Linked DNA regions of Mus musculus: region 1 is linked to region 2. The links are chromatin loops, found by intact Hi-C in ENCODE. Cell type or tissue: left cerebral cortex. All regions are shown on one strand. Links, peaks and the distances in the headings refer to the core of each region. The heading gives the core; the rest is flanking DNA. Region 1 holds the start of Csmd2 (CUB and Sushi multiple domains 2). Region 2 has its middle 56 kb from the start of Gm40256.

Region 1 (15,324 bases), core at 4,831-12,830, 130 kb before region 2:
TTGCAACTGTGTTCCCAGCTCAGGGCAACTGCACTTGGTTCTTAGTTAATGTTCTAGCGAGCCAGCCCTTGGGTCATTAGCAGATGGAGCGAGCAAAGGTCTTGAAACCCCACTAGCTGACAGAGCTGCTGGGCTGGAGCCAGACTTGAGGAAAGGCCGTAGAAGGGAGGGTCCTGGGTGGAAACAGTGAAGCCAAGTTGAGGAAGAGTCTGTGAATGATGGGGAGGGGTGGGTAGAGAAGAAGAGGAGAAGATGACAGCCACACAGAGTGAGGGTTCTGATGTCCAGGGAAGTACAGGGCTAAGAAAGAGGGAGTACCAGGAAGGAAAGGGAGGAAGGGAAGCAAAAAGCAGAAACCAAACTGAATGGTACCCACGGCTCACTCAGATGATGTTGAATGTGTCTCCCTGTAAGTGGCACCGGTGAAATGCCTTGCTAGACAAGCCCCAGTCAGGCAGGGGCTCTATTCTCATTTTTCTCTGGTGATGAAAAGATTATAACTCTCATGCAGAGGACATAGGATCCAGGATCTTGGCAGGGGACAGGGTTTTTCATGCACTTTCAACAGCTCCTTCGGGTCCAGGAGGCCGGGTCAGAGAACAGAGACATGGGAGGAACAAGGTCCTTTGGGCCCCTCCCACTTGTCTCTATGATCCTCTTGGTTCTCCCAACAGCACTCATGCTCCCCAGACCCACCCTATTCTCATCTTCATCCTTTCTTAAACCTTCAGAAACCTGTAGTTGGCAACGCAACAAACCATCAGTGTGTGCTCCAGACTCCAAGTTTCCTTCTTGTTAGCGGGCTTTCCCTCCACGGAACTCTCTAAACTTGAACTTGCCCTGCACACTCAACAAAGAACCTATCTGCACCCATCAGCTGCCCCTGCCTCTGCAGAGTCCCTCAGGTCTCATCCCTATATCATGTTCACTGGGAGTTTTCCCCAACCCCTTATGTAGATACACACAGACATCTCCTGTATATTTCAGTGTTGTTGTGTTAACATATATATAATATCAAATTTGCCATCTTAACCATCTTTGAGGGCTGTGATAATGATTGCTTCAGTACATCTGACGTGCCATTTAAAGCCACAAAGTCCTAATAAGCAAGTAAAGAGAGGAGAAACCTAGAGGGCTTCTTGTAGCATGTGGCACAGAGGGCCAGGGCCCTCATGGCCTACCCAAGCCTGGTCTCTATCTCTCCTCCAGTGGCCCGACTCCCCATCAGCCCTTCAACACAGTTGTGGAATGGCAGGCGGCAGCTCTGAGCTGCAGGGGTGGCCTGAGCCCAGCACTCAACCCTGGCTCCTCCTGGCACCTGAGTAGAGCTCTGATTCTCCGGAGATCCAGCAACAGCCTCCAGCTCGCTCCCTGCAGCCTCCAGCACAGATGCTGGTTTATACTACTGTAGAGGGCAGGCTGGCCCCAGCACCAGCTGCCTCTCCCTGGCTCCTGGCCTCCTCATTGTATTCTATGAGCTGGCCCGGCTACTGGCCTCTGCCCACTGTGTGAGATCCATCCCATTCAGACAACCAGCCACCCCTCCTTTCATATCCTCCTGACCCTGCTCTGGCCTGGGGTCAATAACAGAGAGTGGTCATAGGCCTATTGACCCACTACATACATGCATACTACATATGTACAAACATACATAGTACATATATACTGCATACAGATTGCATACATATTATACAACACATGTACATGCATACTACACAACACATGCAGCATACATACTACATACATACTACATATATACTATATGCATATGTCATGGGTCTATTAATGTACTTGATACAGTTTAGACTCACCATGGAAACAAACCACTGGGCACACCTGTGAGAGAGTTTCTAGACTGAGTCAACTGAAGTGAGAAGACCTACCCTAAACATGGCAGCATCATTCCAAGGTCTGGGGTCCTGGACCAAATAAAGAGGAGAAAGGCAACTGAGTGCCAGAATCTATCTCTCTCTGCACCCTGATGTAAATGTGACCGGCCACCTCATACTCCTGCCTCTGTGACTTTCCCATGGCAGTGGACTGTACCTTTCGAACTATGAGACAAAACACATCTTTCCCCCCTTAACTTGCTTTTTTAGGATATTTAATCGCATTATAGAGAAAATGAACTAGCATGGGGCACAGTTCAGCATCACTAAGAGCGTTTGTGTCAGGCTACCCTCACCAGCATGTGCTCTTCCTTATCCATCTGCACACACTTACGTTGCTACCACCTTTCACTGAAAAATGATGCTGAGAGCCTGTGTAGGATCACTGAAGCCCATCTAAGGGTCCAGGAGAGTATGTGCCCTCAGTAAATGCCTGCAAATGGTCTCTGTTTTCTCATAGTCTCTACGTAAAGCATCGTACATTAATTTCTACTTTTACTGGGGTCATCACATAACAAGGCCTTGAGCCAGAGGGAATCTATTCTATTGTAGAATCCATGAGTGCAGGATGGGTAAGAAGGATCTGGGACGCAGGAAGACAGTGGGCCAGGTAGGATTAGGATTGTACCCTGTCCCCAAGCTCACCAACGCACTCATATTCCTCAGCCAGCTCCTGTCTTCCCTACACATTGCTGAGGATGGTACAGCTCACTTGGTGCAATGGTCATTCAGCATGAAAACAGCCCTATGCTTGGCTTCCAGATGGACGTGGCAATATATGCCTATAGCCCCAGAATCTGGGAGTTCAATGCATGGAGATCAAAAGATAAGTAGCAAGTTCAAGGATAGGCTGGGACACAAGAAATGCTTCCTCAAAAAATTAAAAACAGTGATATGTGGGACTGAGTCGGAGTGAAACAGCTCTCTCCGAAACAAGAGGCAGCAGACAAGACAGACCAAAGAAAGAAGTTAATTGCAACCTTTAAAATGACAAAGGGCAATGCCTTCAAATATACAGAGTGCGAATCAACCCCTAAATATTTGAGTAACAATTTAATATGGGGAGCTGGAGAAATGGCTCAGCATTTAAGAACATTGACTGCTCTTCCAGAGGTCACAAGTTTGATTCAACAACCCACATAGTGGTTGATGACTGTCTGGCAGCATCCAGCACTCCCTTCTGGCCTCCACAGGTACTAGGCACACCACATGTGCACAGACATACATATAGGCAAAAACCCCATTCACATGAAGTAAAAATAAATAAATCCTGAGAGATAGAGACAAACAGAGAGACAGACAGACAGACAGACAGACAGACAGAATCCAGTTTAGCAATTTGCCTATGTCTTATGGTATAAGCCCATAATTCCAACTACTTGGGAGGCTGAGACAGGAGGAGCACAAGTTTAAGAACTGTCTGGGCAACTTAGACCCTGTCTCAAAGTCAAATATGAGGGGGTTTTGTGTTTGTAAATGCAGCTCAGTGGGAGAGTGCTTGCCTAGAACACTGGCGTTCAGTCCCCAACTCTGCAGAAAGTAGTACAATTTTAAAATAGGCAAGGTGTCTGCACGAGCTAGTCACAGAAAGAAAGACCTAAGGACTGCCAAGCACACGGTAGACTTTCAAATCGACTAATCATCAGACGACAATGAGACAGCTATTTAAACAGTGGGTGTCATTTTAAACTCGCACCACTGGCAGAAGCAGAAAAGTGGGTAATACTAAGTTTTGATGAAGACTTAGGAAAACGGAAACTCTAGGTACTGAGAGTAGAACCAGCTCCTGGCATATCAACTGCTACAAACCATTATGGGGAATACACAAAATTAGTCTGCTAGTGGGGACCCCAGACTCCCACTCCTAATGACAGTTATCATCAAGCAAGGTCCCAGGAAAACCTTAGGAGATATGGAAGATGTAATGGGGTTATCCAGCACTTTAAGCATGGTCAGAGGTCAAAAAGCCAAAGGTGGAGCAACAGGTGCAAAAATATAACATGGAAATAACTTCTAACAGAAAACTGCTTTAGAAACCCAAGTCCCAGGCTAAACACACAGATGGAAGAAGCCCAGCAGGATCTTCAAAACGCAATGTAGGAAACCGGAAACCGAAGGCCAGGTGAAATGTGTCAGTCAATGACGTTTAGAAACGCCCCTCCATATTTTATAAAGATAATTCATATTTCAAGACCTGTATCAAATATATCAGGCTGTGTAGAGACTGCAGCTCAGAACTTGTGCCCTGAATGGATGTGTCTGTGAAAGTTTTACCTCTCTCAGGTTCGCAGAATACCACTGCCAGGGGCCAGGGGTGTGGAGGCTGCACACAGGAGGTCTGGTGAGCTTGGGGGGGGGGGTGGAATCCTTTCTCCTTTACCATTTATAAGGGGAAGCAGCTATTGCTGGCTTTGGCAAGGAAAGGTGGAGGAATGGGATACTGAGATGGTCTCTCCTTGCCTACTGCCCTGAGCATCCCAAACCACAGGCAGGCAGACTGTTGAACTCACACTCATGAGCCTTACCACTGGACAGAACTAACACTAGTGAACTCTCGGACCTAGTGTAACAACGCTGGCTTCCTTCTGTTTTGTGGGATCAAGGACTTCTAAGTTCATCCTGGCACAGGCAGGGTGTCCCTGACTGTTCTCCCATTTTACAGGTAAGGAAACTGAGACTCAGTTGAAAAGAGGAAATGGTTCTCATTATCTCAAGGCCACCCAGGTTATAAGCCCGATGGAAGCTGGACAACTAGCTTGCTGACTTCTGGGCCAAACAGAAGCCTTTTCCTTTCTCCTGGCCTCTCTGCTGTGAGCCAGCCTTCTAGGATTGTGCACGTGACAAGGACCAGAAAGGCAGAACCACACAGGTCCCAGGAAGCCAGGCTGTTGTTATTGTGGAGGTAGCTGTTTTATGCTTAGGGCAGTTTAATGGGGAAAATAAACCAATGCATTTGCACCGTCTCATTTGATACAATGTATCTGACCACACCCATTCATCTCCAATTCTGCCAATCTCTGAACTTTGACTCCCCCCCCACACACACACACACATACACTCCTCATGTGGTGCTTCATGACTGTCAGTGGGAGTCAGGCTGGGGTGGGGGTAGGGTGAGGAGACAGACAGCAATGGAAAGACAAACCTCCAGAGGCCGGTGTCAACTGGATCACACTCGCTCATCTCAGAAAGAGCCATCAGTCACTTGGAACACCATGCCTGCGTGTCCTCTGATGAGACCCTCCACCAAGGGCCTCAATTTCAGCGTCTCTCTGCTTTCTCCTTTCAAAGTTACGACCGTCACACTTGCTTACTTTCAATCAATAAATAGATGTAGCTACTTAATAATGGAACTTACTCTGTTTGTCTCTTTGAAAAACCTAGAAGATGGACAGGTTTCCCATTTTTGAAGTTCCTGGGTTATAATTGCACTTCAGTGGGTCTGAAGGAGACGCTGGCTGGGGGAAAAGGCTATTCGTGCAGCAATGGAAGCCCTGAACCACTCAGAGAGCCCCAAACAAAGTTCCAAGAGTTACTTGGCACTCTCAATCATGTAGCTATGTTATTTTAAGTAACACACACGCACACGCACACGCACATGCACACACACACTCCTCATGGTGATTTCTAGAAGAGAGTTGACGGCCTCTTAAAGATCAGGTTCAGTTTCAAATTTGCTAAGGATACAGCAACAGCGAAGTGGAAAGTGCAATGGAGTTTTCAGTGGGAAAACTCTCCCCAAAAAGGAGAGCCAGGAGTCACGAGCTCCTGCTCTACCCAGGCATCGGATGACGATGGCTCAAGACCTGACACAATGGCTTTCTGAGCATTGGACTTGATGTGAGTAGCCTTGATGCACCCGGCTTGTACCAGAAGCACTTCTCTGATTACGGCTCCTGGGGGTGGCCACCCAGGACTCTCCCTGAAGAATGAGCCATTGAAGTTGGATTGGGAAACCCCATACTATTTTAGGGCCTACGCCATGTGGGAGAAAGTATAAATGAGGGCTTTGTCGCCCCCAGAAACTTCAAAGTTCAGGCAAGAAACTGAAGCTCATAGGGTCTTGGGGAAGAAGGTGAAAAAGGTTTTACTCTCACACTATGTGGGCAAGCCTAAGCCCCAGCAGCCGAGTTCTACCTAGATAGCTGTTGGCCGGCCTTAAGAACAAAGTGACTTTGCACTCATCCCAGACATCTGCACTGAAGATGGAGGAAGTATGGCTTTTATGATGACTAGAAGCTCAGGGTCCACGGCAGGAGGATTCCAAGTGGCTGATACCGCGTGTGTCCCCGGAGATGAATGACATCTGTAGGAATGTATAAGGGATCCTGAGTCAGGTAGACCTGGGTCCAAATCCTGCCTGGGACACTGCTGTAGAAACTGACTTAATCCATTAGAGCTGGAGACTTTACCAGTGAGCTCTCGGTGAACCTTAGCTAAAGCTGTCACTCCCCTGGCTGCCCAGACAAGTTTCTGAAAACCCTAGCTCGAAGGATGCATGCTAAAAGCACGCAGCCTCCCCGCCTGCCTCCTTTGTCCTCCGTGTTGCTGCTCAGATCCGTCTTCCCCTTTTAAGCTGTATCTTCCCAAGGCAAGTGTAGCCCTGGTCAGCTTTCTTTCTCTTTTGGAATCTTATCCCTATCATGGGAATGACTGTTTCTTTGGAGTTTGGGGATCCCTGTGCCTCAGAGAGCTCTGAAGATCAGCCAGATCTCTAACAGGAGCATGTATTCTGCTGAGCAATTGGATTCCCTGAAGCCTGCTCTCATGACCATGACGGTGACGATGAAGTGGGTAAGCCAGGCACAGGAGCCGCTGCTGTCAAAGCCACCTGCTGGCTTCCTCTGAACCAACAGAACCCATCAGTGTCTAAGACCCTGCACACTAAGCTTTCCAGTTCTTTAATTCTAGCTTCCCCTTGAACAGTCATACAGTCACCAACCCTAGCTACAGAACTGCCTACTAAGCTATAGTCAGCCTATTTATTAACACACACACACACACACACACACACACACACACACACACAGTCAGACACATCAACTGTAAATGAGACTTCAAGCCCAAACACACCTTGATGACTGAGCAGTTAACCGCCTTTCCTTGGGCATTCCCCTGTGGGGAGCTGGGGACAGGGGGTGGGGTTTGAGGACTTGTGGCTATGCTTCTAGAACCTAGAACACTAGCTCACCAACCTGTGACATTTAGTTGTAAGGAAACACACCTGGGAAGTCAGGGTCTGTCACTGTGTTACCTCTACATACAGCTGGCTTCCCTCATCCCTGAAACTCGGTCTTGCATCAACAATCCCTGGAAAACAGTCCACGGAAGAGAATTTCGAAAACCATCTGCTGGTGGAAGAGCTGTCCGTCAAACAGCAGCTCTATGCTGAGCAGGCCTGGCAGAGCTGGGTGCTGGGGCTACTAAGAGAATTAAAGCACTGTTCCTTGGTGCTCAGTTTTGTAGTTGAGACCAACACTTTTACATTAACTGGGTACCATGACAGAACAGTGGGTCCTTCTGATGCAAGAGACAGACTAAAAGTTAGCCCTTAAGTGACAAGCAATGCAAAAGACGTTGGCTAAAATTTAGTTTTTAAACCATAAAGGTGAGGAGATGGGAGAAAAAAAATCAGAACTCCTTAATATAGAGTTTAATATCTGTCCTAGTTGAAAGCACTTCTAAAGAACGAGGGGAGTTACAGAGACAAAGTTTGAAGCTGAGACGAAAGGATGGACCATCTAGAGACTGCCATATCCGGAGATCCATCCCATAATCAGCCTCAAAACGCTGACACCATTGCATACACTAGCAAGATTTTGGTGAAAGGACCCTGATATAGCTGTCTCTTGTGAGACTATGCCGGGGCCTAGCAAACACAGAAGTGGATGTTCACAGTCAGCTATTGGATGTATCACAGGGCGCCCAATGGAGGAGCTAGAGAAAGTACCCAAGGAGCTAAAGGGATCTGCAACCCTATAGGTGGAACAACAATATGAACTAACCAGTACCCCGGAGCTCGTGTCTCTAGCTGCATATGTATCAGAAGATGGCCTAGTCGGCCATCAGTGGAAAGAGAGGCCCATTGGTCGTGCAAACTTTATATGCCTCAGTACAGGGGAACACCAGGGCCAAGAAGTAGGAGTGGGTGAGTAGGGGAGTGGGGGGGGGGAGTTATGGGGGACTTTTGGGATAGCACTGGAAATGTAAATGAAGAAAATACCTAATTTTTAAAAAGCGAGAAGACATCCCAGCCTTCTCTCTCTCTCTCTCTCTCTCTCTCTCTCTCTCTCTCTCTCTCTCTCTCTCTCTCTCTCTCTTTCTCTTCCTAGGCTCTCATTCCAAAGAAAAGCAGCAGTTCTGGAGAAGAAAGGAGGGTGTCTAATTTCAGGTCTCAGTGGCCAACAACATGGAAGGAAAGGAGGGCCCACCTAAGGCTGGGTACCTGGGCATCTCTGGAGGAAAGACATGAGTGCTCCGGCCTTGAGAAGGTGCCTTGAGGGCAGGTGCCTGCGCAGGCTGCGTAGACTGAGCTTATCTACACACTAGGAAGGCAGCAGACACCACATTTGGCAGGACAGACCTGTCTGGAAGCATGTGAACAGTATTAGAGGACTAAGCAGGCTGAGCTCACCAGGAGAGTGAGGACCGGCTGATTGATTGTTCCTGGGCACCATACTTCAAGGAGGAAGCTGAGTGTTCGTATTAGAGAGGGAGAGGTGGTGAAACCCGGAATCCTAACGGACTGCAATGGAGTGGTTCAAAGGGCCGGGACCATAGGCACAGGCAGGGGAAGTACAGGGGGGTCAGCAGTGAGGTGATCGGGTGATAGGTACGTTTCAATGCCAAGCTACAGGGAATGGCTAGGAGCAGGGAAAATGGATGAAATACCCGCCTTTGAAGAGAGTTTGGGCAGACAGTGGTTGAATGGGCTCAGGAAGGCCAAGCAAGACATCTTCTTGGTGTGTTTTATGTGAAAGATACAGGTGTTTGCAGGCCGAGGGGAAGCAGGTTTCAAGGAGAGAGGATGACTGAGGGAAAGTGGGGGTGGGGGGGCAGGTAATTGAAGAGAGGTCTCTAGGGAGGCTGGGGTCCTACAGCGGTGGAGGAAGGAGTGTGATGGGAGGCAGGCCAGGAAGGATGGAGAGGAAGGAAACAGGCATGGACAAGGAAAACACACACACACACACACACACACACACACACACTCACACACACACACGTACATACACACAAATCCTCACAGTCCATCTCTCCAGCCCAGGGAAGTACTAAATGCCCCAAAGCACATTTCATGGTCAACAGTATGCAGAGATCACAAAAAGAATGCCTCTCCCATACCTCTCACACCACTTCCTGCCCACCTCCCTTCACTAACTCCATTTCCAAATGTCTGCTGCCTACAAGGCCGGATAGTTGGTGGAAATGCACAGGAAAGCTTCCAAAAGAAGTGAGCGCTCTGGGAGCCAGGTCTGGGCCCACCAGAGAGCAACTGCCCCTCCTTTAGACACACATACACTCCAACTTAGGTACCTACCCAAGAGACAACGACAAATGGATCTCAAAAAGGCAGCCTTCCAGCACTGCAGAATACTGTGCAGGCCCGGGTGAGTTGGCCTTTTTCTCTCCCCAGGGGCATGGCATACTCAAAGGGGCAGGGGCAAACCTAGCAAGGAAAACAAATCTAGCAATCCCAAACAAGTTCCAATTGGCCAAGGCAAAGGGGGCCTTTGCCTGGACAAACATCCAATGGGCCCCACAGCAAGTAACAACGGACCCCACAGCTCATGTGATAAGTCTTGGTGACCAGAAGCATTTGGTGTGAGCGGCCTCCCGGTGGGTGTGGGTGTGCGGAGAGGCCTAAGCTGAGAGAGGCACGCGCACCGCGGGCGCCCCTCTCTGGGTGTCAGTGGCTATGACTTCTTAGGATTACCTGAGAAAGTCCGGTCAAGTAGGGATAAACAGACAAGACTGTCTTGGGGAGCCCTCCCTGACAGGAAACCCCAACACTGAATGGTTATATGGTGAATGACAACGTCTGATGGGACATTTCACAAGATGCTGAAAGCCAGAGAGGGCATGAGAGTTTTTACCACACACTGGCCAACCACGGGAGGGGGCACACTTTCCAAGAAGCGCCAGGGCTTGGGGATGGCCCAGGACAAGGCTTGAGAGGCTCAACCTGTGGTTTTAAAACACCAAGCAAACAAGCAACAACAACAAAACCACTACTGTGGGGCGGGGTGTCCCGGCTCCAGGCCCAGGCATCAGGTGCTTCGGGTGTTCTTCCCCAGCGGGTGTCAGCATCCAGTAAAGTGAAAACGCAGCTCCAGGCATCCCCGTTTGGACCGGTCCCCCCACGGGCACACGGAACTTTCTAGGTTGTGGCTAAGCATCTGAAGGTGCCGTGGGTAAAGTAGAAGACCAGTTGAAACCAACAACCTTTAGAGCAACTGGGCTCACTAAAGGGTCCACATGCCTCTCTCCCAGGAACTGTAAGCTGCAACCACACATCCATCCTAAAGTCCCGCGACTCTCCACACCCTTCAGGTCTGTCCGGGCTGGCTTAAGGAGATCGAGTCTGCCACCCGAGCCACGGATGCCGCAGCCCAGGCGTTTGGCTGCAGCAGGGCGCGGGAAAGGGCACTTTGGCGCGGAGTAGGAGCCAGTAGAGGGGATGTGTCGGCACGGACCCTGGCAGTGACATTCCCCCTCCTCCCTCCCCACCCGGCACGACCTCCTCCTCCACCTCCAGTGGTTCAACCCCCCTTCAGATCTTCACATGAGCCCTTCAAGAAAGATTGCACGGACCCCCGACCTGGGCGCGCGCCCACCTGCATCCCGCCCCCAGCCCAAGCACCGAGGGGGCGGGCGGAGGGCGTCTGAGGAGGTGGGTGGTGACCGCAGTCTCAGGGCTGTTTGGGCGGGGGCAAAGGCTTTGGTCGGAGAAAATGGGCGGGGGCAGGGAAAGACAGACCCTCCAGACGCGGAGGGGGCGCGCCGAGACTCTCCAACCCCCAGGACGGGTGTGCCAGGCGGAATGGGGAGAGATGGGGGAGTATGGCTCTGGGAAAGTTTATCCCGGAAAAGCTTGGCATCTTGGGGGGCTGGGAGACAGGAGAAACTGAAGCCACAGTCCAGGTGGCCCGCAACCCATGGAGGGGGATGTCTGTCTCCCAGGCCCCCCATACCGGCCGGATCCGGCTAAGTTGTAGCTGGGGTTGGGGACATCCATGAGGGTAGAGGTGAGGATGTGGTCGAAGATGGAGTAGGTGATCTGGGCAGACAGAGAGGAGGATGAGCAGCAGGGTGGGTAATCGGAAGAAGGAAGCCAAGCCGAGGTGGGGGAAGGGACTGGGACCGCGTCGAGGTTGGGTGGGCTCGGGTGGGGCGGGCGGCGCGGTCAGACTCACCCGCGGCAGCCGAGGCACTGAGCAGCCCCCAGCCCAGCAGCAGCAGCAGCGGTGGCGGCGGTGGTGGCGGCGGTGGTGGTGGCGGCGGGCGGCCCCAGCGACTCCCGGTACCCGGCACAAGCGCCCAAATCCCGATTTCGCCGCGAGCCCTCACTGCCGGGCAGCCGCAACATCCTTGCTCCGGTCCCCGCGAGCGCGGCATAGCGCGGCCAGCAGCCCGAGGGAGAGGCTTCGCCCGCCGCCGAGGAGAAAGGAGGTCAGGAGAGCTCTGTAGCTTTTTTTTTTTTTTTTTTTTTTTTTTTTCTTCCTGCTCCGGGAGGGGGGGAAAAAAATCCCGGTACGCGGGAGCCCTGAGCTTCTGCGGCTGGAATGAACCAAGTGTCCGCCCGGCCGGGGAGAGGCGCGCTGCGCTCTCGGAAATGACTCGCTCCAATCCCGCTTCGCGGGGTTCGCGCCGGGGGGCGGGGGGGGGGTGAATTATCCCCGGATTAATCACTCCGGAGCCGCTTCTCCGCCGCTCCAAATGCTGGGGGTGGAGGCGCAGTTAAGGAAAAAAAAAAAACTGGATGGGGGGGTGTTCTTCAGCGCCACCTGCACCCCCTAATAAACCACAAATTACATCTAAAGGGTTGTTTATTCCTATTTGTTCTACAATTGACCAGTTTCTTTTAAGTTCAGTCCTCCGGTTTTCATGTAAAAGATCACCATCAGTACATCCCCTCCCGTGTACACACACACACACACACACACACACACACACACACGCACTCACGCACAGAAACACACACTCTTGCATACTCAGGCACACACACACACGCCTCCTCCACGTTTGGAAATGGGAATACTGTCTGGGGAGAGGTAACCAAAGAAGATTGCAGTTCCCCGGAGTCGTGGGTCTTGCGAGAAAATCTTGGGTACTGGCTTTGAACTTGTAGTCTTGGGTCTGGGGAGGACACTCTGGAGCTCAGCTAGCTGTAGCCCACCCCAGGAGATGGGTTCGTGGACACAGAAGAAGACAGGGTTAAGAATTGAAGGGTGAGTGAAACAGGAGGGGTGGGGGTGGTGAATGGTCCCTTCATTCAGTCCAGGGCAGTCCTACCCCTAGTCTAAGACAAAACCGCAGGGATGTATACTGAGATTGGGGGCGGGAGCGGGTATGGGATTGATGGAAGTGTTGTGTACGAGTCCCTTGAACAATTTACCCTCTAATTTAAGTGACTGGACTCTGCTTGTCCCCCATACCCACCCAACCAGGGCCCCAAACCAGATGAGTTTCTCCCAAGGAAGTGAACCCTTATCTTCTACAGGCTGGTAGCGGCTGCCTTCAGACCCACAAGGGCGCAGCGTAGTTCCCCCCCACACACACACACACACACACCAACCCCCCTCCGCCTCAGCAGCGGTCTCAGGCTGGTCTACCCTAGGCTGCTCTGCCAGTCACGAGGGCCCCTTCGTTGCCTACGCCAAACTCTTGCCTAGGGCGAAGAGACGCCTAGGGAGATGAGGGAGGCCGGAGAGGACCGCGAGCAACATGGCAGGGGGAGAAGGCTCCGCCTGGCGAGCGCAGCGTAAAAGCACCTGCCGATGTACATCCCACCCCACCCCCCTCTGCCAGAGTCACCCAGAGAGGCAGATCTTGCGTTTAGGCAGTCTGGCAATCAAGTGATTTGGCCAAGCTGGCGTTCTGTCATCCTGGAGGCTCAGGAGCCCGGGAACCCTGATGGCGGGCGGCGAGGCCGGGACATTTCCTGGGAAGGGTTAAGAGAGGGACTTCAGGGTTGGCAACTTGGGTTAGGGGGTTTCTGCAACCCAAGTTGACCAGCTGTCGGCGGCGAGCCTGTGAATTTCTCAGGAAAGGCGTACAATAGGGCTTCGGGGTTCTGTCTGGGATTGGAGTGGAGGGGGATATGGAGGAGGAGTGGACGCTACTTCTTATTCCCACCAAAAACTTGCTCCACAGAGCCACACTTTCTCAGAGCGCTTGGTACGAGTCTTTCTCTTTCTGCCCCAACCCCAACCCTGGCGGTTCCGGTTTCCCTGCATGAGCTCATCCCACAGCTGGGGAAGGCGCCTGGTGGCCCCCGGAGTGGGTATGGAGAATCCTGTGAATCGCGGGTCCCATTCCCCACCCCCATCACACTGGCCCATCCCGACTCAGTCTCTCTGAGTGCCAAGAACCAACTGAAGCGGCCAGAAAACCTCAGTGAAAGGCCTGCTTTATATGCCTAGGGTAGCGAGGAGGGGGCTGTTCGTTTCTCATTGTCCAGGCCCAGGCCCCCAAAGAGCTCAGCTAGCTGAGGTTGGCTGTGTCTTCCCACCAGCCCTGCAGAGTGGGGGAGGATATGGTGCTGTGGCCTTCAGGGGTGGGGAGTGGGGGTTGCTGGCTGGCTGTGTCATGCCAAGGGTACACGCTAGACCCTTCTCCCCCCTCCTAAGCAGGGTTCTCTTCCAGGGAAAGGCACGACCTGCAATGGTGGCGAGACCTCTGCAGCCTACAGCTGGGCTTTTCCATAATTCTGAGGCTCAAAGCCAAGGAATTTTCTCCTACCAAAGAAACCAGCTCTGACTGGAACCGACAGCTGAGGCTCGCCCTTTATGACTGTCTCCCCACCCTTCCTAGGGGCTGTGGAAGGCAGAGCACACTTTCAATCCCTGAAAACGACCCACTTCTCCCACCTCTGTGGCTTACTCTGATCTATTTGGGTCTGCACACGTTTACATAGCGCCTCCTGTGTTCCGCGGCCCTGCACTGGGCTGTATTGTGAGCCCCGTGGAGATGCTCAGAGTGTGGTCCCGATTTGGGAGGAAACAGAGGTGGAAACCCACAGGTAACTGATACAGCCAGACAGTTATAATCACCACGGATGGAGAGGCATGCCACATAGAGCCATATCAGCACACTAAGTGGGCTTTGAACTTGGTATATCAGAAGACTAATTCAAAGAGGACCTGGGCTGGACCTTGATGCACGATAAGGACTTGAAGAGAATGAAGATTCATTTACTCAACAAATATTCATTGAGCGCTACTATGTGTCCGGGTGCCGTGTTAGATAAGAAATACCCAGGATAGTGGATGGCACTTGACTTGATGGAGCTATTTAAGTAAGCAAACATGCCTAAGGTTCCCGATGAAGGAAACAAGAGCGAATATGGAGCGAGTTTCACAGGGTGTGTCTGGGAAGTCCTCTTTGACGTGACCCTGAAAATGGTCCTAAAATTCATCAAGTTGCAGAGGGGTTTCTTTAGAGAGGGATCATGCAAGGCCTTCCTTGTGGAAGGCTCCAAGTGACAAAGGGTGTCTTAGTTACAGTTTCCATTGCCGTGACCAAGGCCACTCTTATAGAGGACATTTCATTGGGGCTGGCATACAGGTTCAGAGGTTCAGTCTACTACCAGCATGGTGGGGAGCATGGCAGCGTCCAGGCAGACATGATGCAGGAGGAGCTGAGAGTTCTGCGTCTTAACACGACTGCAGCCTGGAGTCTGCATTCCACACATCTAGGAAAAGGGTCTCAAAGCCCACTTCCACAGTGACTCACTTCCTTCAACAAGGCCACACCCCCTCCAACAAGGCCACACACCCCCAACAAGGCCACATACCCTCCAACAAGGCCACACCTCCTCTAACAAGGCCACACCCCTCCAACAAGGCCACACCTCCTCCAGCAAGGCCACACCCCCTCTAACAAGGCCACACCTCCTCCAACAAGGCCTCTCCCTGGGCCAAGCATATTCAGACCACTACAGAGGGTAAGGCTGGACTGAGATTAACAGAGATGAAGGACCCCACCCCCTCAGCCAGGAGGCAGATCCTACAGATCTCCAGGACTGGACTGGTGAGGGTTTGGACTTTAGTCTTATGTAGTAGGAAAGAGGTATATCTGCTTGCTAGGGCTGAGATAGCTACCCATTGCGTGGTTTGTGCAACGATTTCCTCTCAAGATCTCGGGGGTTTGGGTCCTGGCTTGGTTCCTCCTGAGGTCTCCATGGCTTGTTGATACAAATGACTTCTCCTCCCAT
Region 2 (15,324 bases), core at 3,463-11,462:
AGCGACAAAGCGACTTTACAAGTTACTTGACAGTATTATACAGCCACAGCCACTGACAAAGGGAACCCGGTACAATGTAGTTGCCATCCCAGTGGGGTGGGCTTAGCTATTACTTGATAATACTCATAAGATAAATTTGTGGGAGGCTGCATTACTGTAATTTGTACAATATACACATGTGGCTCGGATTCCAAGAAGGATTAGTATGAGGACCTCTGAGAACAGAAGTTCAGGTTTCCTATGCACAGTGGTTCAGTGCTTGCATATAACTTACATGAACCCCCTTTGACCTCCATGTGACCTTCAGCGCACTCACAATACTCCATACAATGGAAATGCTACACAGACAGCTGTGGCATGTTAATGAGAAACAAGAAAGTTCAACGTGTTGTTAACGAACCGGCCTGGCAGAGCCGTTACACCTTGGTTGCAGACCCCCAAGTTGACATGACTTAAATAACACAAGGACTATTCTTCCTCGTGTTACGTGCATTTACAGATGAAAAAAATTCTGGAATGTTTTTGAGAGCGGTTGATTGGATTCATGGATGTGGATCCCACTGATATGCTAAGGGGTGACTGTCATCAAATGGCTTAATCGTTCCGCATAAAGTTCTTACTGCAGTGCCTGCTTCAGGGCCCTGTGGACAAGGGAAGGCTCAGCACTATTGACAGTGTTGTTACTTATGTTCTTATTTAGGACTCTCAGTTCTTTCTGCTGCTGTGGGTGGCTTTCCAATAAATACCTTAATGATGAAGTTTTGCCTCTGTTGTTTCCTAAATGATTATTTTCCAAGAGTAGGATTACAGCTTTGAAATTTGGTTGAGGGGGATTCAAATACTGGGTGATAGGTAAAAGACATGGTTAGTAAGAGGAGCTTTAGCGCAAGAATGAAGATCTGATTTCAAATCCGCAGAAGTGATGTAAAAAGGTAGGCATGGCTATGTGCATGCACATAGCCGGAGCTCTAGCAGTTGGAGACAGGAGTATCGCTGGGGCTTGCCAATCACCCAGCTCCAGGTTCAGAGAGACGCTCTAAGATAGAAAATGACAGCGCAAGATGCCTGACATTCTTTAGCCTCCTTATGCACATACCTGGTCACACATGTGTATGTTGACATATACACAGACTCCTTACATGGATGAAGAACCAAAGTTGGAAGTTTCACCTATGCTGGCAAAGACTTCTTCTAAGTTACATTTTTTTTTGGTGTGCCATGCTCTCGAGGGCTCCTATTCCTTTTCTGTCCTCTGATGAGAATGTAGACAAGCTACTCTTTATGTCTGACTGAAGTGTGCAGATTTGGACTTACTGAATTCTGACTCACCTGGTGGTGTCATTCCCGAGAGCTGATGTGAAGTTGAAATAACTGTTGCAGCTGAAATAGAAATGATGAGAAATGGTGTTCACATTAGATAGCTTGTGATGCTGTGGTATAGCTTTAGACCTAGGGTCTAGCCTGAGACTAGACGGGGCTTGTGTAGTTTGCCTTAAAGATAGCTTTGTTTCTGACTTTGAGCTCCCTAAGAATGTGATCCCGGTGTCCACTCCTAGGTGAAGAGATACAATGATGTATTAGACTCCAGTAGGCACGGCATAAACTTGAGATTCCTCCTCTTAAGAGGAAGCAAAACTGCATCGTGGCTTTTGTTAAGTGCAGTTGAATTGGAAAGAGGTTGCGGATTTGTCTATTAAATATTTAGATCAGTGATTTGCTATCCTCCATGGATATCAAGAATTACCTAGGGTGGGCAGACTTGAAAGCAAAGAAGTCTGAGTCCCACCCCTAGAGACTATGATTTAATTGGTCTGGACTGTGAGCTGACCATTGGGAGTGCTGAAAGTTCCCCAGATGATTCTAATAGCAAAATGTGACCACTGTTGACTAGACTGGTGGTCCTCAAACCTGCAGGTACTGCCAAAATTCCCTGGAGGGCCTATTAAAACTGACTGTAGGGAGACCCTCCCCTAGTGCTGCTGATTCTGTGTTCAACAGATGTAGGGGAACCCTGGGAGTTGACAGTCTCAAATGTTTACTGCTGCTGTGGCTACATCTGCTTCTGCTGCTGCTGCTGCTGCTGCTGCTGCTGCTGCTGCTGCTGCTGCTGCTGCTGCACAGTACCCACAGTGAGAGCCACCAGGGGCTGGTGACCTTGAGCTCTGTGCACATGTGCTCTGGTGAATGGCTGCAGAAGAGAACAGTCAAGGTGGCCCTTTGAGAAGCAGCTGAACAGACAGGACTTTCTCTCACAGCCTTCCCAAGTCACCATGGTAGAGGCTAGTTAGTTTGTTTTGGTGTTTTTGAGACAGGATCTCACTTTGTAGCAGTGGCTGGCCTTGAACCAGTAATCCTCTCACCTCAGCATCCCACACACTGGGATTACAGGCATGTGCTACGGAGTCTGGCAAACTCTCCTGTTGTTGTTGGTTTTTTTTTTTCCTTCTTCTTCCTCTAGAAGCCCGCAGCTGCTGAAGCACTTGGTTGAGATCTGAAGTGCTGGTCCTTCATCTTGTGGCCTGGAAATATCAGTCTCTCTCCCTCCATTCCCTCCATTAGCGTGGTTATTTGCCGCAATTTTTCCTGTCCACATGAGCTACAAAGTGCTGATGCTATGGTTGCACTCACTATCTGAAGCCTCTAGGACAGAGATGAGGGATCCTTGGGTCTCTGACCCAGGTGACTAGAGCCTGGGTGGGTGACTATGCAGAGGCAGCCCTAGGGTACACCCAGAAGAGGAGCGACCGGGCATCACTCTGGGTCCAAACAACTGATGGGAAGCCAGGTGGCCTTCAGATGCCTGGGCAACCCCGAGGAGATGGGCTGTGTGGTAGTGGGGGACTGTATGGAAATATGTGTTTGTGTGTTATCTGAACGGCTGGCTCGAACAGCCTGTGGCAGATCAGGAAAGTAATTTCATCACTTTGGATTTACTGAGGGAAGATACTCCATTCTACACACCTGCTTGGTCAGGCAGAAGTTTCTCAGATTCATCAACAACAAACTCGATGATGATGATGATGATGATGACGATGACGATGATGATGATAACAGCTCACACAGAGCATTGACCCAGGCCAGCCTGATCGAGGCTCAGAATTCCACACTTCCCACATTATCGAGAGTCACCAAGGAGGGATTTCCTTATCCCCATTGAATAGTTGAGCAAGCTGAAATGTGAGGTTGGGTGACTTGCTCTGTGTGACCCGGTTCATAGATCCACGCTAGCTCTCAGCGCTTGGGAGTCTGCCTGGGAGGAGGATGCCTGGTGATGGTTCACGGTAAGGAGCACGGCTGTTCTCAAAGTCTATAGTTAGGTTCTGTGGGCTGAGAGCTCCTTCCTGACCCAGGCAAAATTAGTGTGCTCACTGAGTAGCATTCCCTCTGCGGCCCCTTACATGGTGATACCTGGTTTCCTTTAGGCAAGGGAGTGAGTCTCTTCTGTCTTCTGTCTCTACATCTATGCCTCCCTCACCCCTGTATTATTACAAAGGTAAAGCCCGTTCCCCCCCCTCCCCCCACTACACATCTTTTCTAAAGCAGCCCCTCCTCCCAGCCTCCGGGACACCCTAGACACTCCCTCTGAGGAGCCTGATGGCTGCCTGGTTGTATTTGCTTCCTCTAACTCTCCAGCCACTGCAATCACAAACATCTCCCTGCCTCTTCCTTCTTTCTCACCAATCACCATCCCTGTGCCCATGTGACATGGGAGAAAAATAAAGACCAGGAAGTTGGTTAAGCCAAACAAAGTCTAGTCCAGCCCTGGCAAGTGTCAGCTGGGAAACGGTTCACAAGGGTGAGCAGCATCAGACAAGACCTAGCTCTGAGCCTCGGGGAGGGGGGTGCACTTGTTCTAATCTGCTCCTGTTACTGGGAGGAACTAGTAACGGCCGGCCAGGGCTAAGCACACTATCTGGCACAGAGAACGAGACTCAGCTGAAGGTGATTAGAGCCAGAACTACTGTGCTGATGATCCCTTCCCCGGCCTCAGTTTCCCGGGAGATGGGGCTGCTTGTTGTCGGAGACCTTTCCAGCTCTGACATCCTCTGACTCATGGGTACCACTGATTCATCTCCTTTGCTGCCTCCTCCTCATTACGCCCCATGAAACAACATACCCTCCTTCCTTTTGTCCTCGGACCTTTGTCCCATCATCTCTGCCCTGGGGTGGGGGTGGGGGAGTGGTGTCAGATATTTCAAGCCAGTCAGCTCCCCTTTGTGCCACCATCCGATTGCCTCGGATTTCTGAGGCACCAGAAGAGTAGGTAGTGGATATGAATACCCATTACATTGGGGAGGGCTTTTTCTTCTCTCTCTGACTGATGACAGCTAAATTACTGCTAAATATAGGCCCTGCATTTGCATGAATCTGCAGCTTGCCACAGCCAAGCTGGGGGTTTTATTGACAGCTGAGGCACCGGAGGCAGGCAGGCACCTGCTCGTACACCTCTTCCCCAGGAAGCTCCGAGTGGAATCAGGCGAAGGGAGCCCCTCCCTCACCTCCTTTCCAAGCCATGCACTCCTCTCTCCAAGCCCCCACTTCTGTTGGTTCCGATGACAAGAGGCTTGGGTTGTGTGTTCGAGTCCCCCATCCGCTATGTAGCTGTGTGATCCTGAGGGACCTACTTCTCTGCTTGCTCATCGTCCTCCAGCCTCAGTTTCCTTGATGGTTCGATGGGGCCGTAGAACACAGAATCCTATCTTACCGAGACCAAAGTTCTGGCTTGCTCTGTTTCAAGGTTCTGACTTGTCATGCCAACATGTTGAAGGGTTTGCTGTTAGGTTATTGGTAGAATCACATGCCAATCAAACTCAAGGCATGCGAAATGAGGCAGCTTTCTTTGTTACCTAATCCCTCCTTTTCCAAGAAGCCTGATCTTGCATAGATGTAAGGATGAGATGTCCCCTTTATGGCTCCCACCAGAAAAGATAACACGTATAACTGTGTTTATTGAGTATTTACAACACTGCAGGCATCTATCTCTCTGTCTGACTCCACATGGGTTAAAACCCTCAAGGAGCCCATGGAATAGGTACTGCTTCTAAGGCCCAGACAGCTTAAACACTTGCCTAAGGCTATGAAGGGTAACTCTCAGAGCTGAGATGGGAACCCAGTTGGCTGGGCTCAGCTGTAGCTCGGATGAATGTGATGTTCATGCGTTCAGGCTTATACCATGGCAGGGTGAATGATGAGAACCTGACCTGCAGACCGGACCCACGAAGCACACAGGGCACACCAGCAACAGAAGCGAAGCTGGAATTCTGTAGGGAAGAAGGGTAGATGAGAAGGTAGGCTTTAATTGGAGTCTTGCTGTCTCGGCCTGTAGAAGTCACCATAGCACAGTGTGTTCCCATGACCTCATTCCTTTGTATGCAGAGAGAGGGGTGGAGGGGGGAAGAGAGGAGTGGCTCTACAAGGGTTCTAATCTCCTACACAAGGGCCCAACCCTTATGTCCTCATTAACCCCAATTAGCCCCCAGGGGCTTTATCTTTAAATATCTTTACTTTATGTATTAGGGCATCAATTTATGAACTGGGGTTGGGTTGAGTCCTCAATTCATAGACACTGCTAAGTGCCTCTTTTCAAAGCAAGTGTCCAGTAAATGAGCTTGCTTCTCTCTTCCTCCTCCTCTAACCAATGATTGAATTATTTATTGTTGACCTGAAATGGGAGGCTAAGCTCAAGACACCACAGTCTACTATGGGAGATAAGTCAGGAAAAAGTCAAGTCACGACTCACGGTAACATTTGTTCAAGGGCCAAGTGCCTGGGCTCATTCAGGATGTGCCAGATGGGACAGAAGGACCAACTTCTCCTGTCAATCACGGTGGCCAATCTGTTGAACTTCCAGGCCTTTCCTAGGCTGAGCTGCAGCACTGCAGATCACAGTTAACTTGGGGACAGGTTTTTGGACCTCCAGAGCTAGACCATTTAAGGAGAGAAAAATCTCAGCTGGCAGAACCAGTTTTGGAGAGAGATGATTTTCTGGGCTTGGGGAAAGCTGGACTAAATGTGGATGGGGATCTGGCTTAAAGACTGTGACATCACCAGTAGATATTTAGGGAGGGATTCTAGCAAGGGGAGATAGCGCTCATGGGACGGGAGCCAGCATGCATGGATCAGGTTGGGCTAGTCTGAATCCAGGGTGTCAGCTGGCAGAGTGGTGGGTGAGCTGGAATTCCAGTGAAGACTGTGCAACATTACCGAAGCAGGGGCACTGGTGTTAAAAATCAGAGGCTAGGAAGGACCCGTTGCCGTGTGGAAGGAGCCAGAGCAAGGGTGGAAATGTGTTCCAGCTTCCTGGGGCTCATGATGCCCCAGGCGAGAGTAGGAGCAAGCTAGCCAGCAAGAGAGTCAACAAGAGCTGAGTCTATGTCCTTGCCAAAAGCGTGGTTGTTGTGGTGACAGAAATGCCATGTGAAAGGCCATAAAACAAGATGTCCCTGTGGTGTGACTAGAGATGCCAATTTAGTGCAAATGACAAGGGGGCAGATTGACACAACAACCTGGCTCTCAGCGCCCTGTTTGAATTCTAGACCTACACGACTGTGATCTTGGACAGTGACAAGAACCCTCGGTTTGCCATTTCCTCTTCCCCTGGTTATAGAGACCATCGAGGGTTACAAACCTTTAGATGCAAAGTATCCATGGTGGTCACACAGAGGGAGGGCATCACACAGCTGCTACCTCCAGATGGAAGCATTCCCTTGTGGGAGGAGGGGGAGGCTCCTGAAATTCCCATGAAAGTTATGGGACTCCTGAGGTCCCTTCTCAAGCAATAAACAGTTTCTGGGCAAGAAGAGACTTTTCCTCAAGTCGTGTAGGTGACCCTAAGAATTCCGTTTTCACAAGCTGTAACATATGCTGGGATGGGCTTCACACTAACGCAGCTATCCCAGAGTCCTCTCTGCTCCTGTAAGTATCCCCCAATAAACTGGTTGGTTCACTAACCTGGACTTAGATGTAGTTGGTTTTTGGGGTGGTGTTGGGTCCTTTTCTGACTGAGTGATTCTTTCTATGAATCTCCCCACTCCACAGAGGGAGACCCCAGGCTCTGCGGGTTTGCATCTCTAGAACAAGAGCTGGAGAAATGGCTTCTGTCCTGTGGGAGCCTCCTTCCAGAAGCAGCAACTCCCAGCTCTGGGATGACCATGACCTGGAGAACACCCTCTGAATGGAGGGCGACTTGATGGCCAGCTTCGGGGCAGGTCCTCTAATTCCAACTTCTCTTAGTCTCTAAAGCCTCTTCATGGAGCCCATTTCCTACCCAGATTTAACCAAAGGAGGAGTGTTGGAGCCTCTGATCCTACCCCAGCCTCCTCAGACCATTCAACTGATACCCAGGCTTGGCTTCTAGAGTCATTTCTGAGTGTTCATGAAAGTGTCCAAATTTTAGCTTAGGAGGTGCTTTTAACCCACTAGAGCCCAGGAGAAGAAATCCAGTCCTGGCAACACCAGTGGGCTTTCAATATGCTGATGACTCTTTGCAGAGAAAATCTGGAGGGCCTTGAGTTTGATGGAGTCACTTCCTAACTCTCTGAGTACTTCCTCTGTGTCACATTATCATACCCTCCTGCTCCTCCAACTAATCCCCCAAGGGCTGTCTGCTTTCTACCCGTGTCCTCAAGTCCCTCAACCCTAAGCAAGACCACCTGCCACTAATTCTCTCCCATTGGCCATTTTTCATCTCACATGATTTTTTTTTTCTCTGCACATCCTGCCTCCTGTACCCTGAGCTTGTGGAGCTAGCCTACCCACTCCCCCTTAGAACTTGTATTCACTAATCATGGCTGGCTTCCCTTGACTCTAGCGCTGCCCGCTCTAGCAGCATCCCTGCAGGTTCCATCTCCTGTGTGGCTGCATGACAGTGTCATCTCCTCAGCAGGGCCAGTTACAAGCCAACCTCTGCTCAGCCGTGTGGGTATGGGGGCTGGGCAGTTGGATGCAGGCAATGCAAAGGTCAGACTTGGTTGTGAAACACTGCCTTGTGTCAGCACATGTTCAAAGCTTTCCTCAAGTGGTCAATGACCCACCAAAATGTCACAGCCCAGCAATCAAGAGTCTTCTGTTGGAGACTGGAGAGATGGCTCAGTGGTTAGAAGCACTTGTTTCTCTTTCAGAGGAATGGGGTTCAGTTCTCAGCATTCATGTTGGGCAACTCACAACCACCTGTAACTGTAGTTCCAGGAGGATCTGATGTTCTCATCTGGCCTCCGAGTGTACCTACATGCACAAGGGCTCACACTTGCACAAGTAAATCTTTAGTAGTCTGTTGTTGTTACAGAGTGAAGGATTGAACTCTGGGCTTTACACACACTAGACAAATGATCCACAACTGACAGCTGGCTGAGCTGCCTCTTCATCCCTGAGAGTCCCTCTCAATATCCAGCTGTATCTACACCTTTGAGGTCAAAGGCAGGATGGTGTCCTTCATCACTGTGTCAGTTGAACTGCTCCTATCCCAGTGCCTGACACAGGTTGGTTCTCACTCAGTGTGAAGCCAGGTGTGGTGGTGGATATGCTAGGCTAAGGCAGGAGGATGACAAATATGAGGCTGGCCTGGACTACATAGAAATCGTGTCTCAAAAGCAATGGCTAAAACAGAGTGAAGCAAAATATCGTTGGTTGAATACACCGTCTGCCAACGGTAGCACAAACTCTCTGATGGGGAAGACATGTTCAGTGGTGAAAGATACCTCGTTCACAAGACAAGTCCTATGCTGGTTTCCTGTGCAGAGTAAATTCAGGGCCTTTCCATCTTTCCCCTCTGGTTTGGGTTTGGATCTGGGAGGTTGCACAGAATTCACTCTACCTTTGGGACTTTGTTCTAGTTTCATTTCTGTTGCTATGATGAAAACATCCTGACCAAAGCAACATAGGGAGGAAACAGTTTATTTGGATTGCAATTCCTGGTTATAATCCATTATTAATGGGAAGTTCAAGACAGGCCTGATGGATCATCCACACAGCATGACCTCAGACCAAGGGACTCTCTGGATAGTGTCAGGAACCATGGAGGATGCCGCTTGCTGGCAGGCAGCAGGTCCCTGCTCAGCTAGCTTTTTATAGTTCAGGAGTTCCTGCCTAGGGTATGGTGCTGCCCACAGTGGGCTGGGCTCTCTTACATCAATTGACAATCAAGACAATGCCCTGTAGATATGACCACAGGTCAACCTGATCTAAGCAATTTCTCAATGGAGACTCTTTTTCCAGATAATTCTAGGCTGTTTGAAAGTGGCGATTAAAGCTAACCAGGACAGACCCTTTGAGGCACCACATCAGTACTATAGACTTCACCCCTTCAAAACTGCCAATGTCAGCAGTGTTTGTTGTAGCCAGCCAGGACCCTCAAAAAGATAAGTTACTGAGGGAGAGGTGTCATCTCCATCTTCAGACGCATCAACCTGTTACAGGTCTCTCTTTCTATAATGACCGGTAATTCTCATGAGAGAACAAAGGAAATAAAAACGGGAGAGTTTTAGTCCTTAGAGAAACTGACCACCTTAATGTGTGCCCCAATAAACTGATGCCCAGAGAGAGCTGCTGCATGCCCTCATGCCCTAGAGTCAGCTTCCAGCTCCCCTCATCCCCCAGACAAGTGCATTTCTTGCTGTCCTCTCCAGCCTCCTCCTCATCTCTCAGCATGACAGGCAGGAACAACTGGAGTCCTGTGCCCCTGATGAGTTCCCCTTCTTTTACATATCCCAGCAGCTTGGGCTACTTTCTGCTTGGCTGAGGCATAGGATCTCCTAAAGATTAACCTTTAACCCCCCACACATGTGCTCTGTTCTGGCAAGATGTCAAACCTCCCAGCTTCTCACACAGTTAAGGCCATATTTACCATGTGGCCTCTGGCGCCAAACCAGGGTTCAAGTCTTACATCTGCCACTGCCTTGCTGTGTGCTGATGAGCAATTACTTGTCTGTGTCATGTCTCTATTTCATCTGTAGATGAGTCAGTTGTGTTTGACATTAAGGTGAAGCAGTTAGCTCAGTGGTAGGTAACTGTGACTCCATCCCAAGTTCTCTGTCATTATTCAAACCACCTTATCTGAGCCAACAGCTGTCCCTATGGGGACATGGATGCAGGTTACCATCTGCACAAGGAATGGTCCCTGGCATTAGTAAAAAGGGCAACTGTCATGGTGCCCAATGATGCTTCCAGCAAACCCATCCAAAGAATCTGTTGCTGCTGGGTTGGAGTCATCTGCTAGGATTGATCCTCTGGGCTCACACCTCAGCTCTTCTGCTTCCTTAATGCCACTCTCCTTCTCCTACATTTGACTCAGTTTCTTTATTAGCGAACAGCAGCTGCGACAGCCACCAAGCCCTGTGTGAGAATTCCATAACGGATGTGAAGCATGGTGCCTGCCGTTCACTATGTCATTGTTAGTGGCGATGTTAGCTGATATTTATTGAGTACTAAGTGTGTGCCAGGCACTGATTTAAGTGCTTTCAGATATATTAATTCATTTAATCTTCAGAGCCACCCTATAAAATAGACACAAGTTTCCCTCTTTTACTGTTGCAAACGCTAAAAAAGCCTGGAGAAGTTCAAGGAGACTTGCTGGTGACTCAGAGTGGCAGCTGGGGGCTGCCACACACCATCTCAGGGGTGTTGCATGCTGTGGGCTGTAGTAGTGGCTGCAGAAGTTCTCAGTGTGTTGGAGTTTGTGATGTATCTCAACAAGGCACGAGACCATCTGGAGCCATCTTTCCCCAAACAGACAAGGCCAGCATTTGGGATACAGATTCAGCATGTGTAGGAGGGAAGAGGGAAAGAAAATGACCCTTAGTAGACATGGGGCTGCTAAATGTACCATGCTGTAGCCATTGACCACACTCCCAGGCTGGCGGCCAGGGGCACAGATGTTGGCACCATCTCCTAGGAGTGTCTGGCAGAAGGAATCTGCTATTGAAAATTGCAATGACCTAAACTGTTGTTAGGAGGAAAGGAATGGGCAGTGCAGGGGCCACAGTGAAGTCTTGGGTGCTATGGTACAGCCTGGACTCTATGGTCTAGCCTCTAACCCATAGAGTAAACACAAAGCTCCCTGAGCTTGCCAGAATTATCTAGGCTTGTCTTGATCTCCAATCCATCCGCAGTCACAAACAATCACACATCTCCCAGCTTCTCCTGAAATGAAGTCCATCCATCTCTCTAGCCCTGAGCTTTCTGGGAGCTTCGCCAACTGAGTTCTCTATGCTGACTGCTGAACTCGCTCTGAGAAGCCCAGAAACCAACCAGACCACTGTGTACTTGTCCTAGTCAGACCCTTGACAAGGAGGCAGGCCCTGCTTCTGTTATTACCCCAATTCCTACCAAGTTGTTAAGGATCCAGCGCATGGTAGGTGTCAAGATAACCACAGTGCCTGCCACACAGTGGTTGTCAAGGTTCCATCATGCTAAGCACACAGCATAAGTCAAGATGGCCTCATGTGCAACATACAGAAGGAACTTAATACATGCATTGCATATTTGTAGGGTAGAACTCTTATAGAAGATACTCAACAGGTCAGGAAGTAGAAAGTAACAATTTGTAAATCAGTAACAGGTAAGTTCATGGCAAAGTGATGTCAGCAGCAACAGCAGCAAGTGGGCCAAAAATAAGATCATCCTCAAGGGAGGTACTCAACCCTCTAGCCCTGGTGTTTGATACCCACTGTTCACAGGCCCAGCAGAGATCCACAATAAGCACAGAGCCCAGGACTCAAGTCTTCCCTGACTAGTCAAACAGCTCTCTGTACTTGAGTCAGACAGCTCTTGCTCTGCTAGGGAGAAGTGCTGAAGACTCTGGGGGCCAGCTTAGGACTCCAGAGAGCATGCAGGGAATTCTTGAGAGCAGAGTCATAAGCCAGCAAGCCAACCCTCTTTACCTACATCCTCAGGAGGTATGACCCAACCAGAGGGGAAGCTAGGTCTCTGAAGCCAATGCCAGGGTGAAGTCCATCTTAGGATTGCATTTCTGGCCACCTGATTGTATGATTTCATGCAGTTGTAGCTGCCTAGACAGAAGAGAGCACCACTACCACTGTCTTTGCTGGGTTTACCAAGCTCGTTTTTGTATGACAACTCCAAGCAAGAGCCTAGTTCTATGACTGGGACTACTAGGTTCTACCCAGGAAGGACCTTATATTACAGAAGTGGGTCTTCCCTTCTTTGGAGTTTGGCTAGAGATCGTCTGCATGTGATGGAGAAGGATCCTCATGGCTGTAAAGGAATCTTTTGTTTAGATAGCTTTCTCTCTGGAAATAGTCTACACATACATACTCTTGTTTTGCATCAGTGATGGAATGCTGATTACCTTATGCTTTAAAAAAAAAACAACATATCGTGGATGCATCTATTCCAGCTGTCATCTTTTTTTCATGGCTTCCTAATTTTCCACTGCATGGTAGTCTGTAATTTATCTAACTAGTTCCCCATTGATTGACATTTAAATTATTTCTTGTCTTTTACTATTACCACCAATCATGTCATCTTGCATGTCTTTGACACATGCCAAGGGCATATCTGAAAGCGACGTTCCCAAGAAGATAGATTGCTATGTTAAAACGTGTATGCTGGTTTAATACTGCATTGGGGGGAGAAGGGGTGTGATCATTTATGGAAGGTCTGGTAGAAACATATGAAGAATGTGGTGGGTGTCTGAGGTGTCTGAGAATGGAAGGGTGCTCAAGCACTGCCCTAAGGATCCACTCCTACGATCTGGAGGAAGGCAGAGGGGACTTAGACCCACTGACACTTTCATTGTGGTAGAGGAGCAGGTGCCATGCTCTGGGTTGACCCGACCTGGAAGAGGTTCTCCAGAGTTGGGTGCATGAATCTCAGGTAGTGTCTAGGGACAGGTAGGCTTGGAATCTTTAAGGTCTGGCCAGGGAGAGTATACCACTGAGGCATTATGAGAAGACACCACCACCAACAACCACATTACATCCCTGGACCACTGTCTTGGGACTCCATGATGGAGAGACTTTGGGTCTATGGTGACTCCTTCCTTTGGACTGAAGTAACAGGGTTCAGAGAACTCACATCATAGGAGTCATTTGTTTCCACAGCCACTCTGCAGTTTCCATAGTGACAGACTCCTATCAGTGCAAAGCACCTTAACAGAGCTCACCTATCTCATTTCTGTAACAGCCAGTGCCGCCTCCTGCAATGCAAACCTTGTGACCCATGTCCAGCCCACACTTTGCTATGGGCTACTTTCTTGATTCTCTTTCTGGAGGAAGCCAGGCCACGCAATGGGTCCTGGAGTTTCACCGACTTCTTAATCTTTCCTCTTAATGAGAGTTGGACAAATAGCTCTGGGCACAACCATCCATCCCCATTCACCATATTGCCATGGGAGTGTGAGGAACAGGGGCTATGCTTTCAGCTGACATGATTTGGAAAGGATTCTCCAGAACTGGCTATATGAATCTCAGGAGGTGGCAAAGGATGGGTAGACTTGGGATCTTTAAGGACTATCCAGGAAGAATGCACCATTAAGGCATAAATTGCACCCTTTAACAATCTGGCCCTTTCTATCCATTCTGAGAGATGTTGCCAAGTTCCTCACCTCAAAACCAGCTTGTGTAGGCTTAGATTTTTAACAACCTGTTTCAGTAAGTGTACTTAAGCACTTTACCCTCCCTTCTAGCCCATCTCCCATCAGAGATAGTGGAGAGGAAAAGTTAATAGGGCAAAAAGGGATGTGTTCCCGTGTAGAAATAGTTCTTTGAGGCGATTTCAGTGTTGTCAGGATAACAGCAGTTCAGTTCAGATGAATCAGCAGCTCAATCCATTCGTAAACAGCACTCACGAATCAGCAATGGCAGTTCAATCCAGAAGAAACCATGAGGCTCTGCCAATTGGCCCTCAGTCCATAGAAGTGTCAAGAAGCTGCTGGAACACCACCAGAATTTCTTAGTCTCTCTCTCTCTCTCTCTCTCTCTCTCTCTCTCTCTCTCTCTCTCTCTGAAGTCAGGACAAATGATGATCATTGAAGAAGGTAAGGCGAACCAATGCCACAGTGTCATCAGCGAAAACCAGCATCAGCAAAACCCAATGAGGACCAGCAAAGAGGCAAGGCAAACCAATGTTTGGGTTATATTTATACCCTTTCCAAATATCACATGTTCTCTCAAGTGTCCGAATTAACACAACTTCACATACTCTTTTTTCCAGGCAGCTTCCCAGAAAAACACCACGTGTCTGTTCTCAGCAAAACATCCTCTCATAAGATAGTTTCCAGAAAAACATCACATGACACAACTGAGTCTCCAAAGGAACCAGAAGGAACTTCAAGCCTGAGTCGATCTAGAAGTGCTGATATCCCTACCCTGTGCAACCCTTGGGTCATATCAAATATCTGAATTCTCAGAGGGAGAGCACAGGAGCTTGTCATAGGATGGACAGAACATTTGGAAGCTTTTGAGCAGCAGATATTCTTTAGTAGGGTGTGTTTGGACCAGCAGTCCATCTGAAAAAGCTAAGCTGCTTTTTGTCTCCTTCCTTTCCTTTGATTATAAAAATGGCTTAAATATTAAAAATTAGTAATAGCCATCTGCACATCTTTCTTCGATTTATGATTTTTTTGTCCTGCCCATGTTTTTTTTTTTCTATTGGTTCATTCGTCATTTTCTTATTGATTTGCAAAATGCTTTTGACGTATTAAGCAAAACTAGCCTCAGCTGCATGGGCTGCAGATGTTTTTGTCCAGATTGGTTGCCTTTTACATTTATTTACAGAAATCTTAAACGTTCAGAAGTTTTCTTTCTTTCTTTCTTTCTTTCTTTCTCTCTCTCTCTCTCTCTCTCTCTCTCTCTCTCTCTCTCTTTCTTTCTTTCTTTCTTTCCTCGACTGAATCAAGTCATTACTGTTCCAGCCTGGTATCTTTGTCATGCTTAGAAAAGCTGTCTTCACACCACAGTCATTAAAAAAAATTCTCCCATGTTTTATTTCCAGTACTTATACGGCTTTATTTTTTATGATGCAATCCTTGCTCCATCTGGAATTTGCTTTGCTGTGTTCCTGCTGATTTGACAAACACCATGACCAAAAGCTACTTGAGGAGGGAAGGGTGCATCTCAGCTTACAACTGTAGTCCATAGTCAGGTCAAGTCAGGAACCCAAGGCAGGAGTTGAATCAGAGGCCACGGAGGAACTCTGCCTACTGCCTTCCTCAGTCTGCTTTCTCATACACCCCAGAACCCCATGCCAAGCAGCGACACTGCCCACAATGGGTGGGGCCCTCCCCATCAATCATTAATTAACTAAACAACCTACAGACTCATCTATAGGCTATCTGATGGAGGCATTCTATCAGTTGAGGCTTCTTTT

What was found. Peaks named below come from ENCODE experiments on the same cell type or tissue, not always from the same donor. Only the 100,000 strongest peaks of a DNase experiment are listed, where the experiment ranks them.
Region 1: a loop joins it to region 2, with 2.6 times the contacts of the local background. A loop is called at or near these places in 2 of 42 quality-filtered maps.

Annotation. Positions count from the first base shown.
Region 1 is chr4:127,984,250-127,999,573 of GRCm38, reverse strand. It overlaps Csmd2 (CUB and Sushi multiple domains 2), which reads right to left and starts at 11,530. Exons shown (of 71, transcript NM_001281955.1): 1 at 11,303-11,530. The coding sequence starts at 11,504. It also overlaps a transcript of CK137956 not described here. In left cerebral cortex, for the core only: CTCF peaks have their summits at 6,723 (motif pointing left) and 9,791; DNase peaks (open chromatin) are centred at 10,950, 11,663, 12,111, 12,763 and 5 more places; H3K4me3 peaks cover 3,676 bases; H3K27ac peaks cover 2,668 bases.
Region 2 is chr4:127,850,537-127,865,860 of GRCm38, reverse strand. No RefSeq gene overlaps it. Among named protein-coding and RNA genes, the nearest start is that of Gm40256, 56 kb to the left of the region's middle. In left cerebral cortex, for the core only: no CTCF peak of the experiment used is centred there; DNase peaks (open chromatin) are centred at 4,778, 6,047, 6,649, 10,654 and 2 more places; H3K27ac peaks cover 2,714 bases.